6 separate regions of the Homo sapiens genome follow, and all the other regions are linked to region 2. A link is a contact called in ENCODE Hi-C data. All regions are on one chromosome and are shown on one strand. Each heading gives the region's core, a stretch centred on a gene start or an enhancer-like site at or near the end of the contact. The rest is flanking DNA. Distances are from core to core; before and after follow the strand shown. Region 1 holds the start of SDHAF4 (succinate dehydrogenase complex assembly factor 4). Region 2 holds the start of PHF3 (PHD finger protein 3). Region 3 has its middle 19 kb from the start of LMBRD1. Region 4 holds the start of ZNF451 (zinc finger protein 451). Region 5 holds the start of PRIM2 (DNA primase subunit 2). Region 6 holds the start of KIAA1586.

The links. Hi-C counts contacts between places; a loop is a spot of excess contacts on that map. Pooled maps may share reads with other maps.
Region 1: a loop to region 2 is called in a pooled map, with 4 times the contacts of the local background. The contact joins the promoter of SDHAF4 here to the promoter of PHF3 in region 2. A Hi-C loop is called at or near these places in 3 of 50 pooled maps.
Region 3: a pooled map shows a loop between it and region 2 (3-fold over the local background). The contact joins the enhancer-like site here to the promoter of PHF3 in region 2. A Hi-C loop is called at or near these places in 3 of 50 pooled maps.
Region 4: a loop to region 2 is called in a pooled map, with 30 times the contacts of the local background. The contact joins the promoter of ZNF451 here to the promoter of PHF3 in region 2. A Hi-C loop is called at or near these places in 5 of 50 pooled maps.
Region 5: a pooled map shows a loop between it and region 2 (4-fold over the local background). The contact joins the promoter of PRIM2 here to the promoter of PHF3 in region 2. A Hi-C loop is called at or near these places in 3 of 50 pooled maps.
Region 6: a loop to region 2 is called in a pooled map, with 3 times the contacts of the local background. The contact joins the promoter of KIAA1586 here to the promoter of PHF3 in region 2. A Hi-C loop is called at or near these places in 2 of 50 pooled maps.

What each region holds. Positions count from the first base shown.
Region 1 is chr6:70,565,530-70,568,729 of GRCh38, forward strand. It overlaps SDHAF4 (succinate dehydrogenase complex assembly factor 4), which reads left to right and starts at 1,401. Exons shown (of 3, transcript NM_145267.3): 1 at 1,401-1,475. The coding sequence starts at 1,412. RefSeq lists a silencer at 1,689-1,748.
Region 2 is chr6:63,634,525-63,637,398 of GRCh38, forward strand. It overlaps PHF3 (PHD finger protein 3), which reads left to right and starts at 1,278. Exons shown (of 16, transcript NM_001370348.2): 1 at 1,278-1,626. RefSeq lists enhancers at 1-503, 1,035-1,855 and silencers at 1,073-1,432, 1,873-2,052.
Region 3 is chr6:69,814,223-69,817,490 of GRCh38, forward strand. No RefSeq gene overlaps it. Among named protein-coding and RNA genes, the nearest start is that of LMBRD1, 19 kb to the left of the region's middle. RefSeq lists enhancers at 1,784-2,103, 2,214-2,283. Within about 2 kb of position 1,994, at least 4 of the 41 ENCODE cell types and tissues checked have a DNase peak (open chromatin) inside an H3K27ac peak, as active enhancers do.
Region 4 is chr6:57,088,397-57,091,529 of GRCh38, forward strand. ZNF451 (zinc finger protein 451) reads left to right here and starts at 1,792. Exons shown (of 15, transcript NM_001031623.3): 1 at 1,792-1,878; 2 at 2,415-2,498. The coding sequence starts at 1,858. RefSeq lists enhancers at 1,461-1,610, 1,478-2,360 and a silencer at 1,781-1,850.
Region 5 is chr6:57,316,283-57,319,247 of GRCh38, forward strand. It overlaps PRIM2 (DNA primase subunit 2), which reads left to right and starts at 1,348. Exons shown (of 14, transcript NM_000947.5): 1 at 1,348-1,419; 2 at 2,155-2,317. The coding sequence starts at 2,164. RefSeq lists a silencer at 433-482.
Region 6 is chr6:57,045,313-57,048,433 of GRCh38, forward strand. It overlaps KIAA1586, which reads left to right and starts at 1,381. Exons shown (of 4, transcript NM_020931.4): 1 at 1,381-1,464; 2 at 2,001-2,084. The coding sequence starts at 1,444. RefSeq lists a silencer at 139-433 and enhancers at 1,063-1,152, 1,969-2,846.

The DNA.
Region 1 (3,200 bases), core at 151-2,650, 6.9 Mb after region 2:
TCAGCCAGGTGTGGTGACATGTGCCTGTAAAAACATAAAATACATAAATAAGCTAAATTATGCATGCTGGAAATAATTTTTTTTCCCTGTTCTGTTCCTTCAGGGCCTCTGTTAAGTGGGGCTCTAAATATGAAAAGCAGTCAGTTGCCAGCTGGGCCAGTTTATTGAGCAAAGCCATCATCCGACTTTGAATTTTTTCCTCAGTCAGCTAGTCACAAGGAATTCATTATTAAACTGTAGATATAAGCTAAAGGTCAAAAGCATGATATTAGGACTGTGAGCTCCCTACAAATGAAAACTGTTTCCGTTTTGACTTTGGCCCAGTTCTGTGTATCCCACTTTCTCTCTTTTTTCTTTTTCTGTTTTTGAGATGGAGTTTTGCTCTGTCTCCAAGGCTGGCGTGCAGTGGCGTGATCTCTGCTCACTGCAATCTCCGCCTCCCGAGTTCAAGCGATTCTTCTACCTCAGCCTCCCAAGTAGCTGGGATTACAGGAATGTGCCACCTCGCCCGGCTAATTTTTGTATTTTTAGTAGAGTGTTGGCCAGGCTGGTCTCGAACTCCTGACCTCAGGTAATCTACCCGCCTCGGCCTCCCAAAGTGTTCGGATTACAGGAGTGAGCCACCTTGCCCGGCCCACTTTCTCTTCGTAAAAGGATCTCCTTATCTAGGAGAACCAGATAATTCTCAGTTCATGATAAGAAGCTTCGATCGTATAACCACTTGATGTCACATGGTCAGACACTACCAAGGCGCAATAGCTAGCCAGAAACTTTTCTTTAAAAGAAAAGACAAAATTCCAGAATTCTGGGGGCCTTCACTATGATTCTGTAAATATTTCCACGAGTTGCACAAAGCATCCAGGTCTGCCACATCCACTCAACGCTATCAGAGCTGGTGGGATGTAAGGGTTAAGGGGCAGAGCTCATTGCACTGGATCCTGGCCTGGATGGAGAGCCTTTTCTTGCTTTGCACCTCATTCAAAAATGTCGCCTTTCATATCATCTGGTTAGTCGGTCAGAATGGACGAACTAGGAGCTGACTGAACAAAGATTTAAAACACAAAACAGGGAGAATTAGGTAAAAGAAGCATTTTACATGAGTGAGAGAGTAAAAGGTGCTCAATCTTTGTAAACTATAAAAGGGATCTTCCACGGGCCATTTCGGCTCAGACTGACAAGCATGAACGGAACGGAATTATTCCCTCTTCTAACTGCAGCCACGATTTGGCGTTTTAACACCGGGCTCAAGGTAGCCTGGGTCTCTCTTGGCCAAAGAGCCCAGGGATGCCTCTAACTCCTTTTCTAAAGCCGGCCACGGAGGCCCCGCCCTCTGCAGGGAGGCTCCGGATCATGCCCCCTGCTCCTCCCACTACTGCTTTGCGCCTGCGCGGAGGCTCGGGGAGTCGGCGCCATGACCCCATCGAGGCTTCCCTGGTTGCTTAGCTGGGTCTCGGCCACGGCGTGGAGAGCGGCAAGTAAGCACCTGGCCTCGGGGCCACGGTCGCGGGAGGGGTCGTGAAGGCCCAGGCGCAGAGAGAAGCGCCTCCCGCGGAGGAAGCCGCGTGTGTCCTGGCCGTTCGGTGTTGCCAGGGGCTGCCCAGCTTCTCCCGCCCAGCCGCCCACCCGGTGGCCTGGGCAGGTTCCTGCAGCGCCCCGGGTCTCGGGTGGGACTAGAGCGAGAAAATCGCTAAGGCCCTTTCAGCCCCCGGGACGTCCGCTTCCTACCGAGCACGCGGTGGCCCAACAGGACCACAAACGTTCCGGGTTGTTCCTGTGGGAGCTCGCAGGGCACACCGCACTTCGATGCCCCAGAGAAAAATGGAAAAGAAGGCCCTTTGGGAATGGGAGTCATTGATTTACTTATTTATTTACATCATTATTTACAGGAATCCGCGCTCCTGGTCCAGGCTCCAGCAGAAAAGGATTTGTGGCAGTTTACAGTTTATCTTTTAAAAATGGGAAAAGTGCAGAAGTGAGCCAAAGGCAAATAAGTATAACGTAAATTAGATGAAGCCAGGAATTGTCAGTACAGAAAAAGCATTCATGCTTTCAGTAAAACCAACATTTTTAAACCCATTGTTGTTGGAAATTTTTCTCAAGATAATACAGTTAGCAGCCCAGACTATGCAAAACATAATTTTATTTATTTATTTATTTATTTGTTTATTTATTTTGAGATGGAGTCTCGCTCTGTCCCTCAGGCTGGAGTGCAGTGGCGCAATCTCGGCTCACTGCAAGCTCTGCCTCCCAGGTTCACGCCATTCTCCTGCCTCAGCCTCCTGAGTAGCTGGGACTACAGGCGCCCGCCACCGTGCCTGACTAATTTTTTGTATTTTTAGTAGAGACGGGGTTTCACCGTGTTAGCCAGGATGGTCTCGATCTCCTGACCTTGTGATCCGCTCGCCTCGGCCTCCCAAAGTGCTGGGATTACAGGCGTGAGCCACCGCGCCCGGTCCGCAAAACATAATTTTAATATATGACACCTGGAGAAGTTATGTAAGTTGAAAACAGTAATTATTGCCCTCAAATGGTGCCAGATTTCTATGCAATTTGTTTTCCTTTGTGCAATCATTTTACCCAAATACAAACATTTTACTTAATTGTATAAGTTTTAAATAGTCCAGAAATGAATAATACAGAAAGTGAAAGTCCTACATTATCCAAACCTCAAGGTAATAACGTTAAAATTTTGTAGGGTTCATTCAACATCCCCCTTTAACTAGTTTTAAACAATTATGAATTATTCCATATATATATATGTATACACACACACACACGTAGCACACATGTAAGCTATGTAGCAGTCATGTAAGCTATGAAGCACAACCAGCATCTATGAACTTATACTCCAATTTAAGAAATAGTCTCTATTGCCAAGGAGGTCTCTATTTGCTGCTTCCTGATACAACTGTGCAATGGTGTTTTTAATCTTTATAGAAATGTTTTCATATTGTTGATTTTTTTTCAGATAACGCTGTGTTTTGTGATTGAGTCACATTGACGCATGAGGTTGTAGTTATTCATTCAACTGTGTGAACATATGATGCATTTTCCAGTGCCCTTCTCAAAGGACATTTGGGTAATTCCAGAAACACTAGGATTGGGTGCTACACATTCTTGTGTACCTTATTTGTGCATTAGTGGAAGGAGTAGAATTCCTGGAGTATGTTATAGGTCTTTTCATTGTTACAATATAATGC
Region 2 (2,874 bases), core at 28-2,527:
CCTTTCTCAAAAACACATTACAAAAAGATTGTAAAACAAAGTCTTGAGGGATTGATTAGTCAAGACAGGGGGTGAAACTCTTAAGAATCCAGTGGAATCAGGACAACCCAAACTTCCTTTGTAGAAGAGCATTTGCTATTAAGAGTGCTTAAAATATCAGAAGACTAGAGAGAGGAAAGAACAGATCTTCACCACATGCCTGTGACTTATTCTTCCACCCTGCACTAATCTTACAATGTGGGCTGCGGTTGGTCTAAAGCTTAAATCAACAAGTACTGTAAAGGTTTTAGAACAGTGCAGACCACACAGTAAGGTGCTCAGCAGGTACTGGCTGAATACTGTAATAGTCCCTGTAGATAAAAGCCACAAACCCTGTCCCTAAGTAGCTCCTTTTGGTTGGAGTGACTGACAAGCAACAATTACTTCACAGCGCTTATTAAGGGCTGAGATAGGGGTTAGCTCAAGTGTCTGTGGAAGCAGACCAGTGGGTCTCAAACTTTTTTTGTCTCTGGACCTCTACACAATATTTGTTACCACAAATAATGTATTTATGAAAAGCATATTTTCCAAATTAATAAAAGGGTGATATCTAAAATTTCTGCAGATTTCCTCAATGTCTGGCTTAATAGAAGATGGCTGGATTCTCTTATCTGTTTCTGCATTGAATCAGCTGCTATATGCTGTTTTGGTTGAAGGGTGGGAAGAAAATTTGGCCTTAGACACATGCTCCTGGCAAAGGAATGGAGGCTCTACTGAAAGGTCTTGGCGACCCCTCAGGGAAACCTGGGACCACATTCTGAAGACTGCTTACTGGATACCAAGAATGTTTCTTGGAGGTAGCAATTTGAGTCCTGAGGTAGATCAGCCATGTAGGGTGAGGGTAACGGAGGTAGTTAATGGTAAGGCTGCTGTGCCGAGCCAGCACAGATATTTGGGCAGAGGGCTCATCTACTCCATCCTATTCTACCATTCTTGAACTCACAGTCAATTAATAAAAAGTACCTGGGGTTGGGGAGCTGCGCATCAATATTATATTAACTGTGAAGCCTTAGTGCTTACTACGGTCGAGAAAAAGCGCTCCTCTGATTCGCCCCTCCCGGCGGCGCGGAGGTGTGAGCTAGAAGCCCGCAGGCGGTGCCGCGTCCTCCGAAGACAGGGAGGGGCGCGGCAACGCCGGGAAGCGCTGCAGCCCGGGGCCCCACGGAGGCGCGGCGCTCGAGGCCCTAAAGCGCGCAGGCGCGGCAGCGACGCAGGCCGCGGCCCCCGGAACGGTAAACAGTGGGGTCACGTGACACGGCCCCTCTCCAGCTCCCGCGCCGCCGCCGCACGCCGATGGCTGCGGGGTCTCGCGCCGTCGCACCGTCCCCACGCGGCAAGCGACCTTCGGGCTCAGGGCGGCGGCGGCTGCAACGAGGATTAGGAGGGCGGCGCGGAAGCCAAGAATAGTGTCGTCAGCAGCAGCCATTTGGTCCCAGGAGGAAAAGAGGCTGTGGCAGCGACGCCGACGTCCTGCGCGTACCCCCTCTCCGCGGCACCCACCGGGCCCCCTCCTCCTCCTCTTCGGCGGCGGCAGCGTCCACCATCTTCCTCTTGCTGCCAGTGGTAGCGCTCGTCTGGCGGAGCTGGGTGAGTTGCGGCTGTGGCCGCGGCCAGGGAGACGGGCAATCCTCCCCTCCCCCATCCCCTTCCACACGCACAGCGCCTCCGCGGGCCTCTCCGCCCCTCCCGCGGCGGACTCTCCGCGCTTTTCTCCCGCGCAGCCGAGAGATCGCCTCTCGGGCCTCTTGCGCAACGTCCTCGGCCTACCTGGGCCGCGCCGCTGGCGCCTGTGGACCATTTGGACCGCGGGCTGGGGAGGGAGTCGCAGCGACGCGGTCGCCAGGCGGAGGGTCGGGACCACGGCCTCTCTCCCGACCACTGGTACCCAGCCGTCTGCTGCGAGGGCGCCCCGCCGCCGCTGAGGCGCGGGCGCGCAGGCCCGAGGCACGGCGGGCGCTGCCTGGAAGGCCCGTCTCGCAGGCCCCCGGATCCGGCCGTTGGGGCCTCTTCCTTCTCAGGGAGCCCCAGCATGGAGCTTTGGGCCTTGGTTTCGGGAAACTGGGACTGGCCCTGGCTGCTAGGCTGCTCCCTGCTGCTGCTTTTTGGAGATGAGAGTTGCTCTTCCATTTATCCTCCAGTTACCGCGCGCTTTTGTGCCCGGGACTCAAACTGTGGACTCCTTTTGCTTAGTTTGAAATGAGAAGCCTAGACTCTTGCCTTCCGATAATACATGTAATTTAATGAACCACTTGTCGATACGTACGTGTTAATGGTGCTAAATAACTGATCACCTGACACGGGGGGCGGGGGCGGTGCGGAGAGTAGAAAGGAAGAGAATGTTGATATCGCGCACGGAGTCCTGTGTCCCTCCTTTCCCTCAGGATGTGTTGCCGGGTTAGGTGACCTTTTTCCATCTTTGGGCTTTTAAATGCCAATTCCTAGAGACTAGATTGGGGTGGTTATTAGTGCTTTCCAGTAGTCACGCGTAGAATATGTTCATGGATTAATGTTAAGTGGCAACACTGCTTTAATATTCTAGTCCTAATCTGCATTACATGTAGCGATATTTAATTTAAAAAGAATAATCGATTATTGAGGCTTCTCTAAATACTAACTTTACTATCTTATTTTAAGCTAAATTTAAAAACCAATGCAGTAAACTCTGTAGGGAGTACTTAAACAGTACGTTGTTGTATTTAGTTACTATTTTGGGGTCGAACTTGTCTTCCCTTTGACAAAATGATTGTTAAAGGCCTAACAAAACTACGCCTCCATTATTCATTTTTCGATTCCTGAATGAAGTGTTTGGAACTGTGAAAATATTTGTAGAAAAAG
Region 3 (3,268 bases), core at 744-3,243, 6.2 Mb after region 2:
ATTTTGTATTGTGCAAAATGAAGACAGCCAGTGATAGCTATAGTTCAAAAAAGATTCTAATTATTTGCAGAATAACTAAGTATATAATGTTTCAGCTTTATATTAAAATACAGCTTTCCTATTAAAAGGATGTTTCTAATTTTAAAAATATGAATAAATTGATGTTATAAAAAATACTGCTGGCTAGGTTTAGCCCTGAATAACAAGAAGGAACAATGTCAAAATTTGTATAGGCCTTTAGTATTTCCATTTAATTTTGAAATGAAGGTTTATTCATTTAAATTTTGGGTTGTTTTATTTTACTCTGTTATGTACTTAATCAAATATTGATAGACCAAATGACTTCAGTAATGTTGGCTCTGTATCTATTTCATTTTTTAGCATCACATATAGATAACCTTTTGCTGATACAGCTTAAGAATTGTACCAAATAAAAAGCCAATGCTATATCTACAAATGAGAACTTAGAAAAAAAAATCTAGCACCAATAAGATATCAAATTTTGACTTTTAAAATTACTTTTTCAATACATAAACATATGTCCACATGCATACTTTCTAGATGGATTGTCATTTCACAGAAGCCTTTTCTCATATTGAAATGGAATGCAGATTGGGTAGTTAAATTTGATAGTGAGAAATAAAAATAAAAAATTCTAAGCCCCCAACTGACTGAACGGACATCTCTCTTGGCCAAGGGGAATCGAGAGAAATCTTGGAAGCTGAATTTACAGTCATGACAGGATGGATGTTCAGACATGCCTCATTATAACCCCCTCCCTTGCTAACCACCATTAGGCTTTCTACTCTGAGGGCTAAACAGAAACTAGCCCTTTCAAAAGACTCCACACTGATAATGTTGATCACTAGCTTATCTTTCCTGGTACAGAACAAAGACAAGATGAAATCAATTGTTCTTTTACCCTTGCCTGAGATGTCTGCTTCCTCTATTCCCTTTTTCTTCACATGTTCACCTTATCTTATGTAAAATGTAGATTTATTAGGCACTAACTAAAAACCTTACAAGTATGTAATCATTAATTTCACTGCTACCTGCCCGCCCCTTTTCTTAAAGGAAAATATGTAAATACTAAACTTCCTGAGAACCTCTTTGGAAAACACAATCACAGAATGCATCTGTGACTTGCATTTTAACCAGGTGAACCCTCAGGCTGGCTCAATAAACATCAATGATCTGAGACTTATGCTTCAGTCACTCACTTTGATCTGTCAACGGAAAACTCTCAAGAAATTTCCTTTTTATATCTTTTAAGCAAACTCACACACACACACACACACACACACACACACACACACACACATACAGCTTTTTCTTTGCTAAGTCTGTATGTCAATTAACATCTGACCAGTACTAGAATAAGCTTAATTTTCAAGGGAAGATGGAGCTTCGTGAAAGATAGAGAGTTGTCCCATCATTTCTGATGATTACAACTCATCTTTCTTCAGGCCAGATTTTTTTTTTTTTCCTGATGTGCAAATACAAGTTTTCACAAGTTTCTTGAAAACCATTCAGTCTTTACCATTACCATGTACCCAAATCAATCATCTGTTTACTATTACCTAATTACCTTGTAACTTATACGTTTCTGGAGCTACCTGTAATCCAGTCTCATGGACTCACACTCAAAGAAACACCAGTTGGGCATAAAAATATAATTAGAAGCAAGGGAGATTTGATTCACGCCCATGAGAAATTACCAAAGGGTAATTAGAGTAATTATACTTCTTTTAAGTTCTCTTTAGACCTCACTCTCATATTCTCTCACATGTCTGCAGGGGCAGATTTACCATCATGTTAATGGAGCTTCAGCGCCAATGATCCACTTGCACAGGTGTTTTCCATGGTCCTGTGGAAAAAAAGGCCTAGCAATGTGTTCCCATGGACCTATGGTTTTTTTGTAAATTTTTGTAAGTAATGTATTTTTGCTTCAGTCTGTTGAGACCACTGTCTCTTTCCATTTTCACTTTCACATTTTGCCTCATATGAGTATCACTGGAGTGGCTGCAGGCATTCTGAGGCTCCAGCTCAGGTTAAGTAGGGTTAGGGATGCATTTAGTTTAGGTTGAGTGGGATGTATTTACATGGAGTTACTCTCATGTTTAGTTAAATTATTGCTAGGCATCCAGGTGTAGCAATGGCTTTCAGGAATATTCTTATTGCCCATGATTCCAATTTGATGTGCACTATGACACAAAGGCAAGACCAGAGGTCTATTTTTGAAAGTGTGGAGCCAAAATGAAGGCTATTTTCTAGATTTTGTGATGTCTGTGGTATTCGGCATCTGTTAAAATTTTCTAATCTGTTTTTCTCATTCTAAATTAAAGTTTACTTTTGAGTCTAACTTTGTATTCATAATTTTCCATTCTTTTTCTTGAGGAGGAGCCCCCACAAAGTTAAAAGCTTGTCTCCTGGATCCGCCTTGCAGATGAGAAAAAAATTCTCACTGCCCTCTCTCTGGTTCCTTCCCAGAAAACTTTCCTGACAGACAGACAGGCTGGCTTTTCACACTAAGCACCACTTCCTGCTTAACAGTGCCCCCATCACTGCTTCCGTCTTTCTGTTGCCTTTTCAAGTACACCTTTCTCACTCACGAATATCTTGCTAAGTATCTGGGTCTTCTTTTCCTAACTGCCTTCTTTTTGAGAAGTAGCTCTGTGTTTTGGAATTAAACATAAATAAAATCCTCCATCTCTTCCACAATTAGCCATTGTTTCTCTAACTTGAGCAATACATAAATTAGTCCTTTTTAAATGGGAAAACATTTTGGGGCAATCTAATGACAACTTATTTTCATGATGCTATTTAAATAAGTAAAAATGTAAAACAATGGATGAATGCCTTAATTTTATAGGCCTTATACAACTTTACAACAAATAAAAATTCAAGTGAAACTTAAAAAGAAGATAAAATCATGTTAATAACATTATTTTAATGTGATGCATAGTGGCATTTGGCTGAAAAAAAATCATTCAGTCCTGAGTTTAATAGTAGAAAGATGCAGACTCATGTCTGGTTTTATAATTAATCTCTTTTGACATTTTGATTTCAATAATGCAAATGTAGAAAATGTCTATTCCCATAAGTATATGGTACAAAATGGTATTAATAACTTCAAGTCTTTGTTTGCAAATTAAGTATAATCAGGCCTTATGCTTAACTAAATCTCTGCCAGTGAGCAATCCTGGAGTGCCAGTTTTATAGTGGAGTCATTTGATAATTGTATAAATGTTTGTTTTTACTTGGAGAT
Region 4 (3,133 bases), core at 542-3,041, 6.5 Mb before region 2:
TGTTATCTTTATAGCATACATACCAAAATTTAAACATTACATTCCCCAATTATTAGACATTTAGATATTTTCCAGTTTTTGCTGTTATAAAAAAACCTGTGATGTATCTTCAGGAAAATCCCTGCAACTACAGTTACTGAGTTGTATGGTGTGAGAAGTTTTTGGGTCTAGCCACATACTGCTTGTTTTCCAAGAATTTTACCCATTAACTCCTGCCTCAACTGATTAAATATTAGAGGACACTTTCACCAGCCCACTAGGAAGAGCTTTTAAATACAAGTTTTGCCTACACATTAACGTTTTAAAAATATTTAATTTACACACAGCTTTTGAAGAACTCCCCATGCACGTCTGTCATTCTCAATTGGCTTCCACAAGTCTCAAACTTACTAGGTAGAAAGTAACTAAAGTCATAAAGCACTTGGTGGAAATGCAGGAAATGTCAAATATTAAACAATAATTACTACAGGCTTAGGCAATCAGATGGTAGTTTTGCATACAAACAAAAACAGGAATCTGAGATGTTAAATAATTTGTGTTTTTTTTTTTTTTTTTTTGAGACAGTGTCTTGCTCTGTCACCCAGGCTGCAGTGCAGTGGCATGAATTTGGCTCCCTGCAGCCTGGATCTCAATCTCTCGGCCTCAAGCGATTCTCCTACCTAAACCTCCTGAGTAGCTGGGACTACAGGCAAGGACCACTACGCCTAGCTAATTTTTGTATTTTTTGTAGAGACGAGGTTCCCTCTTATTGCTCAGGCTGGTCTCGAATTCCTGGGTTTAAGTGAACCGCCCGCCTCGGCCTCCCAGAGTGTGAGGACCCGCCTGGCCTAAAATAATGTTATCACTTAATTCTTTTCATAAACTTTATTGACAACGATTGGTGTGTTTTTTTAAAAAACCTTTTTAAATTTTTGGTAAGGTATTACCTGAGAACAGATTAAATGCATAGTTGAATATAAAAGATCTATTTTATAGACTGGTTTATGAGTGTGAACACACAAAAGGTTAAAAGGTCAACCTTACAGCAGTCTATAAATAGATCTCTCATATTCTCTCAGTATATCTGAGAATATTGAAAAAGTGCATTTCAAAATCACTGGCTAGGGTTTAGTGATAGTTAGGTAGACCTCGGTTCCCTTTCCTATTGGGCCCTGGATTTCCCATCCCTATTTTCTTCCTCAGGTGTATTAATACTGGCAGGGCCTGGGAGACTGACGCTAGGGAAGAGGTGTGTAATGTAAGGATACTTCAGATTCTTTCCTGATCCTAGGATTCAGCTAAACCTCCACATAGCCCCTGTCCTCAAAAATGAGTAAATACATAAATTTAAAAATGAAAGGAAAAAAAGAGAAATCCGTTCCCACCACCCACCTTCAGGGCTAAAACAGAAAAATCAATGAGCTGCGCTTCACAACCATACCAAAACCAAACAAATACCAACTCAAACCCTCCTTCACATCCTCCCACATCTTCCCAGTGCTTCGCTATCTCACAGGACCCAGCTGGCCCCTGGCTTCGCCCCACCCACTGCAGCTGGCGTCTTTTAGGCGCATGGTTCTTTTCCTCTCCGGCGAGGGGCGGTCTCGGGGCGGACCCGAACTACAATTCCCAGCATCCTGCGCGGCGCGGGGAAGGAAGCCCGGGAGTGAGAGAAAGCGGCTCCGGGGGCATAGCGGGCCAGTAAGGGCCGCTCCTCCTTTGAAGAGGTTTTGCGTCTCTTTCCGCCGGTGGCGTCGGCGCTCACGCAGGGGCGGGTCCCGGTAGCGCCAGGCGGTGCAGGGCGGGAAGGGGATTCGTGGCGACGGCGGCGGCAGGGACAGCAGGAGCAGTGGTGCTGTCAGCGCGGCCGTCGGAGACATGGGAGACCCGGGGTCGGAGGTGAGTAGTCGAGTGAGGGTCCTGGCGTTCTCAGAGGCGAACCGCGAAGGGTTTGTGTTTTCTGCGGTCTGAGGCCTGGTGCTCCGTCGCAGCCTCGGGGCGATACCTCTTCAGTGTCTTGGGCCGAGCCCAGCTCTGGGGCCTGGTGCGTGTCTGAGCGAGGAACCCGCAGCAACAATGGCCGCCCGGCCCCCCGCACGGGCCCTGGCGTTCGTTGTGGCCGCGGCTGGGCCAGTGGGAGCGACGTTTTAAGGCAGGATTGCCCTTCGGTGTTGAGCTTGCGTTCCTCCTGGAGTAGATAAGGGGAATTGTGAGAGGCTGGTAACTAACGCGTTTTCAGCGTTGGGTCCCTGCAGCTCCGCACACTCTGTGGCAAGAGCCAGAGCTCGAGTTCCGTTCCTAGTCGGGTTTCCGTGAAATTGTGCTCAGTTCGTTTTCCTCAAGAGCTCTCTGTCTTTAATTGTTCCTTTCGGAAACGCTCTCTTCCTACACGAATGTGGCTGAACAGATAAGCATGTTTTGGCTTGTTTTTATAGATAATAGAATCTGTCCCTCCAGCTGGCCCTGAGGCATCTGAGTCAACAACGGATGAAAATGAAGACGACATTCAGTTTGTCAGTGTAAGTAGCAATGATGATTGGGGTTTTCCCAGAGTAAAAGACTATGGTGGGCCATTATGTAATGTTACCTCACCTGGTCATTTAATGTTCATGAGTGTCTAATACATACTAGACACTGGAGCATGGCGCAGGATTGGGAAATTTACCAAAAGAGCTATCTGAGCCACCCCCGTAGCCATCACAAAGAGCACGTCCTAAAGAACGTGCTGTACACTTAATCTCGCCCCCTGCCTTTCATTTAAACTTAAGATAAAAACGCTGGTGTCTAAAACGCTGTTTTGAAATGGAGCAAGAGTAACTTCTAAAGGCGACACGGAGGAAGGAGCTGCTAATGATGAGCAAGGACGTAGAAAACAGGAAGGGTTGTGAGAGCCCAGAATCTTAGCGTTATGGTGCTTCTAACATGAAGGCAAATAGCTTGAAGATTTCTCTAACCTCTGAGATCATCATGTTACGGCATAGTACAGTTGATGCTCATAATGAAGAATCCTACATCACTGGGAACATGCTCTATTTTTCTGAGTTTGTTCCCTTTGAGACAGTAGTTTTCAAGCCTTAGTAAGTATAAACAGGCAGATTCCTGGGCCCCACTGCAGACCTACCGAATCAGAATTTCCAGGCGGGGGCCTAGGAAT
Region 5 (2,965 bases), core at 98-2,597, 6.3 Mb before region 2:
GCGCCTGTAATCCCAGCTATTTGGGAGGCTGAGGCAGGAGAATCGCTTGAATCCCGGAGGCGGAGGTTGCAGTGAGCCAAGATCGCTCCACTGCACTCCAGCCTGGGCGACAGAACAAGACTCTGTCTCGGGTATTGGTGGTGGGTCGGGGGGAATAACCTATCTTATGTGGTTATGATAATAAAATGAGTTGATATGTAAACCACTTAGAACAGGTCCTGATATAAAGTCAGTGCCAGCCACAGTTTAGTCCAGGCTGGGTAGATGCTTTGAAGCTTGATATTGTTTCAATGTACTTTGCATTTCTAAAAACGTGAACATTTCAAAGCATTCATTTGATCTCCTAAGGACTACCTATACCGGAGCCTCATTCCAGCACATTTGTAAGCGAGGCACGCCTCCTAGAGGCCACGAGTGAAGTTAATTTCCAGTTCTCGAAAATCTTACAGACAGCGGAGAACTGGTGTGGTGGCTCTGACGCCCCGCTTGTGAGTCTGCAGTCGGACATCTGGAAAGTAAGCGGCACGTCCGCGTGATTTCCAGTGCTTCATCTTCTTCCACCCTACCTTCCCTCCGAGGCTGGGTTCTTCTAATTCCTGTAGATTGCAGAGCGATTCCTGCGAATGTGCCTTCTTTCATTCATTCTAGTTCATTCCACAGATAATTCAGCTGCGCGCTTCCTCTGTGCGAGGCATTGCCGGAGAGCGGGGAGCGAATTGAACGTGGAACCTGCCAGTAGGGGCTTGCCGCCCAATACGAAATTCAAAATATGTATTGTATGTAGACGGGCAAACTAACGAGGATCTTGTAACTTGTTTTCTCATCTGCCAAATGGGGGTAATACGATCTTATAGGACCTTATAGGTCGCTGAAAGATTAAACGAGCGGAAAAAAAAGAGCCCCTAATAGTGAGCTAGGTGCAAAAAAGATCCTAATGCCTTTTTTCCTCATTCCTCCCCAGATTGAAAGTGATGAGTGCCAGCCCTGAGGGTTAAAGCGCCATATTTTCCTCAATATAGGGAATATTTGTTAGTGTCCCCAGACGAAGTTACATTGGTTCAATTTTCGGCGTGTGGGAGTTTTCGCCACTAGCATTCAGCACCCCAGTTTCAACCGTTAAAGCTACCGACTCCACATACAGGAAATGCATCTTAAAATTTGGAAAAAAAATCCCCAAAACACTGACATCCAAACACTTTAAAGCTGCCAAGGTGGACGGAACACCTTGAATTCCCAGACGCGCTCCACTGAGCATGCCCAGAGCCTCAGGCCAAACCCCCTCCTACCCGCCAAGGGGAGGTGGGGCAGGGCTGGCCTTCTGTGCTAGTCACTTCCTCTTCCGGTTTCATATGAACTCTCCCGCCACCCGGGAACAGTGGCTGCCACCGTTTGTGTTTTCCCGAGTTTGAATTCTTGCAGGTAGGGGAAACTTCCGCGAATTTAGGACAGAGAGCAATCCTGTTATTAAGGCTTGCAAGTCGAGAGAAAGGAGAGATGGATCACTTTGCAGGCAGCAGTAGCAGAAGGACAGACTTGGCGGGTTGGTTGTTTGGGGCAGACACCCAGGTACCAGGGAGGAGTTGGGGAGAGATAGGTTTGCCAGTGGAGTGAGGAGGGGTGTTGGGGATGGAACTTTTGTAAGGCACTTGTGGATGCTCCCGAAAAGGAGTTCCGAAAGACAGTTGCTCTGTTTCCCAGAGTCATAACAGAGGAAGTGAGTAACTGGACCCAGTCCATCAAGTAAGACCCTCATTTAGCCAGAACCTACAGCACTTTCCTCTAAGTTCAGGATTGCAGACCACGTAAAACCTTATGTTAACTCTTGGGATCGTAAAGATCCAAGAACAGTGACACACAGGCCTATAATGAGCAGGCAACATCACCTGACTTTCATGTTGCTGAAAATTAGGATCACCACCTGCATCTGCTCTAGCGCCTCTCCCACCCCCATTACAAAATTATTATAGGTGTATTGTAGAAAATCTGGAAACGAGAGAAGGACATCACCCAGGAATTGCCACTGCTAACATTTTGTGCATGCCCTCAAATCCATTTTTTTTCTGTGTTTGTGGAATTATTTTTTCGTGTTTTTTCTTTTTTTTCCCCCAACTTTGTTTTCCATCATTTTACGCTTTTTGTGTACTTCCTTCTAAGGTGACCAAGATGGAGTTTTCTGGAAGAAAGTGGAGGAAGCTGAGGTTGGCAGGTGACCAGAGGAATGCTTCCTACCCTCATTGCCTTCAGTTTTACTTGCAGCCACCTTCTGAAAACATATCTTTAATAGAATTTGAAAACTTGGCTATTGATAGAGTTAAATGTAAGTACTATTTAAATTAGAATGTATATATTCTTGAGAAGCTCACTTACCCTTTGTGAGAATGAATGAAGGTAATTCATTTCCTTCATTCAGCAATCCATTCAACAAGTATTTATTGAGGTAATTCATATCCTTCATTCAGCAATCCATTCAACAAATATTTGTTGAGGGTTTGGTACTCATTCATTTATTTATTGTACAATGCATATTATTGAGTGCCATTATGTTCTAGGTGGCAGGGATTTTGAGATGAATAATGTTATTTTTTGTTGAAGTTTTATTCTAGTACATGGAGACAGACATCCAAAATAATAGTCATAATTCAGTATTTTAACTGCTCTAGTAGAAGTAAATGGTAGTGCTGTTGAAACAAAGAAGTGGGAGTGACTGACTTAGTCTTATTAAATGAGCTTCTTAGAGAAGTTGAAATGTGATCTGGACATACTGAAGAATGAGTAGAAATTTTCCAGCAGAGAAGAAGTGAAGAGTTTTTCCAAGCTGAGATAATGGCCTATGCAAAGGCTTGGAGCATGAAAGAGAATTTCATATTTGAGCTAACAGTAACAAGTTCAGGAATTCAGGGTGGATGGAGAAGTATGGAGGGCATTTTGTGCCATGCTAATGATATGATATTGGGGTGTAAGAAGG
Region 6 (3,121 bases), core at 131-2,630, 6.6 Mb before region 2:
TCAAATTCTACTACAGAGCTATAGTAACCAAAACAGCATGGTACTGGTATAAAAACAGACACACAGACAAATGGAACAGAATACAGTACCCAGAAATAAATCCACACACTTAGGGCATGGCTACACGGAGGAAGGGGTTTCTGAGCACAATACTCTGTGTGTGTTAACTTTGTAGTTTTGAAGTTAACAAGACCCTGGGCTCGCTATGCAGTCCGTATGTGATGTTGAACCCTTTACACACAGCACTAGACGGTTTTGAACCTATCAAAACACTGCTTCACTTAAATTTCACCAACTCCTTAAAATCCTAGTAAGTCTATGTTTTCCTTTGTTCCTATGTTCTCCTTTTCTCCCACTTTGTGGGTTGTCTGTTTACTCTGCTGATTATTTTTTTTGCTGTGCAGAAGCTTTTTAGTTTAATTAAGTTCAGTCTATTTATCTTTGTTTCTGTTGCATTTGCTTTTGGGTTCTTCATCGCGAAGTCTTTGCCTAAGCCAATGTCTAGAAGGTATTTTTCCGGTGTTATCTTGAGCAATTTTTATGACTTCGGGTCTTAGATTTAAGTCTTTGATGCATCTTGAGTTGATTTTTGTATAAGGTGAGAGATGAGGATCCAGTTTAATTCTTCTACATGTGGGTCACCAATTATCCCAGCACCATTTGTTGAAAAGGGTGTCCTTTCCCCACTTTATGTTTTTGTTTGCTTTGCTGAAGATCAGTTGGCTAATCAGATACCTCATAGCTCCTTTGTTGTATAATTTTGTGCATTGTAGATCAGGGTCAAAATGATAAAGGTGATTTTCTGGGACTACAGACTTGTCAATAACAGGTGGTCCTAGGCTGATAGAGGTAAACAAATAAAAGCTTTAAAAGAATATTCTCTGTTAAAATTTGCTTTCATAAATTTCATGTTTAAAATCATTTGTGAATAAATGTTAAAATAAAAAGGTGAGCCACGATTTTGGTAAGGCAATTTCTGAGCAAATCACACACAATTTTTTTTCATTCCCATTGATCTATTACATAGACGAATATTTGGTTGTGAAAAAGTGAGAGAAAGAACTCGGCTATTTTATTATAGTAGAGCAACACCGAAGGGAGACGACTTCGCTGTAGCTCAGAGTCTTTTTCCATTCTTCACCCACGCGCGGGGCAGTCGCGCGGCGCGGTCGCGCGGCGGGTAGGAACTACCATCCCAGCATCCTCTGCGGCGCGGGGAAGGAAGCCCGGGAATGAGAGAAAGAGGCTCCGGGGAGATAGCGGACCAGTGAGGGCTGCCCCTCTTTTGAAGCGGTTTTCGTCTCTTTCCGCCAGTGGCCTCCCAGCTCACGCAGGGGCGGGTCCCGGTAGCGCGAGGCGGTGCAGGGCGGGAAGGGGAGTGGTGGCGGCTGCGGCAGTAGGGACAGCAGGAGCAGTGGTGCTGTCAGCGCGGCCGTCGGAGACATGGGAGACCCGGGGTCGGAAGTGAGTAGTCGAGTGAGGGTCCTGGCGTTCTCAGAGGCGAACCGCGAAGGGTTTGTGTTTTCTGCGGTCTGAGGCCTGGTGCTCCGTCGCAGCCTCGGGGCGATACCTCTTCAGTGTCTTGGGCCGAGCCCAGCTCTGGGGCCTGGTGCGTGTCTGAGCGAGGAACCCGCAGCAACAATGGCCGCCCGGCCCCCCGCACGGGCCCTGGCGTTCGTTGTGGCCGCGGCTGGGCCAGTGGGAGCGACGTTTTAAGGCAGGATTGCCCTTCGGTGTTGAGCTTGCGTTCCTCCTGGAGTAGATAAGGGGAATTGTGAGAGGCTGGTAACTAACGCGTTTTCAGCGTTGGGTCCCTGCAGCTCCGCACACTCTGTGGCAAGAGCCAGAGCTCGAGTTCCGTTCCTAGTCGGGTTTCCGTGAAATTGTGCTCAGTTCGTTTTCCTCAAGAGCTCTCTGTCTTTAATTGTTCCTTTCGGAAACGCTCTCTTCCTACACGAATGTGGCTGAACAGATAAGCATGTTTTGGCTTGTTTTTATAGATAATAGAATCTGTCCCTCCAGCTGGCCCTGAGGCATCTGAGTCAACAACGGATGAAAATGAAGACGACATTCAGTTTGTCAGTGTAAGTAGCAATGATGATTGGGGTTTTCCCAGAGTAAAAGACTATGGTGGGCCATTATGTAATGTTACCTCACCTGGTCATTTAATGTTCATGAGTGTCTAATACATACTAGACACTGGAGCATGGCGCAGGATTGGGAAATTTACCAAAAGAGCTATCTGAGCCACCCCCGTAGCCATCACAAAGAGCACGTCCTAAAGAACGTGCTGTACACTTAATCTCGCCCCCTGCCTTTCATTTAAACTTAAGATAAAAACGCTGGTGTCTAAAACGCTGTTTTGAAATGGAGCAAGAGTAACTTCTAAAGGCGACACGGAGGAAGGAGCTGCTAATGATGAGCAAGGACGTAGAAAACAGGAAGGGTTGTGAGAGCCCAGAATCTTAGCGTTATGGTGCTTCTAACATGAAGGCAAATAGCTTGAAGATTTCTCTAACCTCTGAGATCATCATGTTACGGCATAGTACAGTTGATGCTCATAATGAAGAATCCTACATCACTGGGAACATGCTCTATTTTTCTGAGTTTGTTCCCTTTGAGACAGTAGTTTTCAAGCCTTAGTAAGTATAAACAGGCAGATTCCTGGGCCCCACTGCAGACCTACCGAATCAGAATTTCCAGGCGGGGGCCTAGGAATCTTCATTTTCAGACAAGTGCAGGGACATAAGGATTTCTGAGCACACTTTGGACAGAATGGGTTTCTAAAGCAGAAGGGAGTGTTTTATGATATATTTTGGGGTGATTTTCATCCATAATTGTTGGAGTTTTAGAAAGGCTTTGCGTAAAGTGGTATCTCAGCTCGCCAGGCAGAAAACAGTTCTGTCCCCAACTCGTCTTTTGGAATGCCGTAGTTAGTTGCAGTTTGGTATTCAGGCTGTAGAATTTTTCTTTAATGGAGTGTCTGTCTAATGTTTCTGTGTTTTTTAGTTTTTGTAGGTTTAGGGCGACTTTGTAAGTCACTTGTTTTTTAAATTAAAATTTCCTCCCTAAACATTGTTTTGTTAACATCGTTGTTTGTTTTTCGTGTTTTGTGTATAAG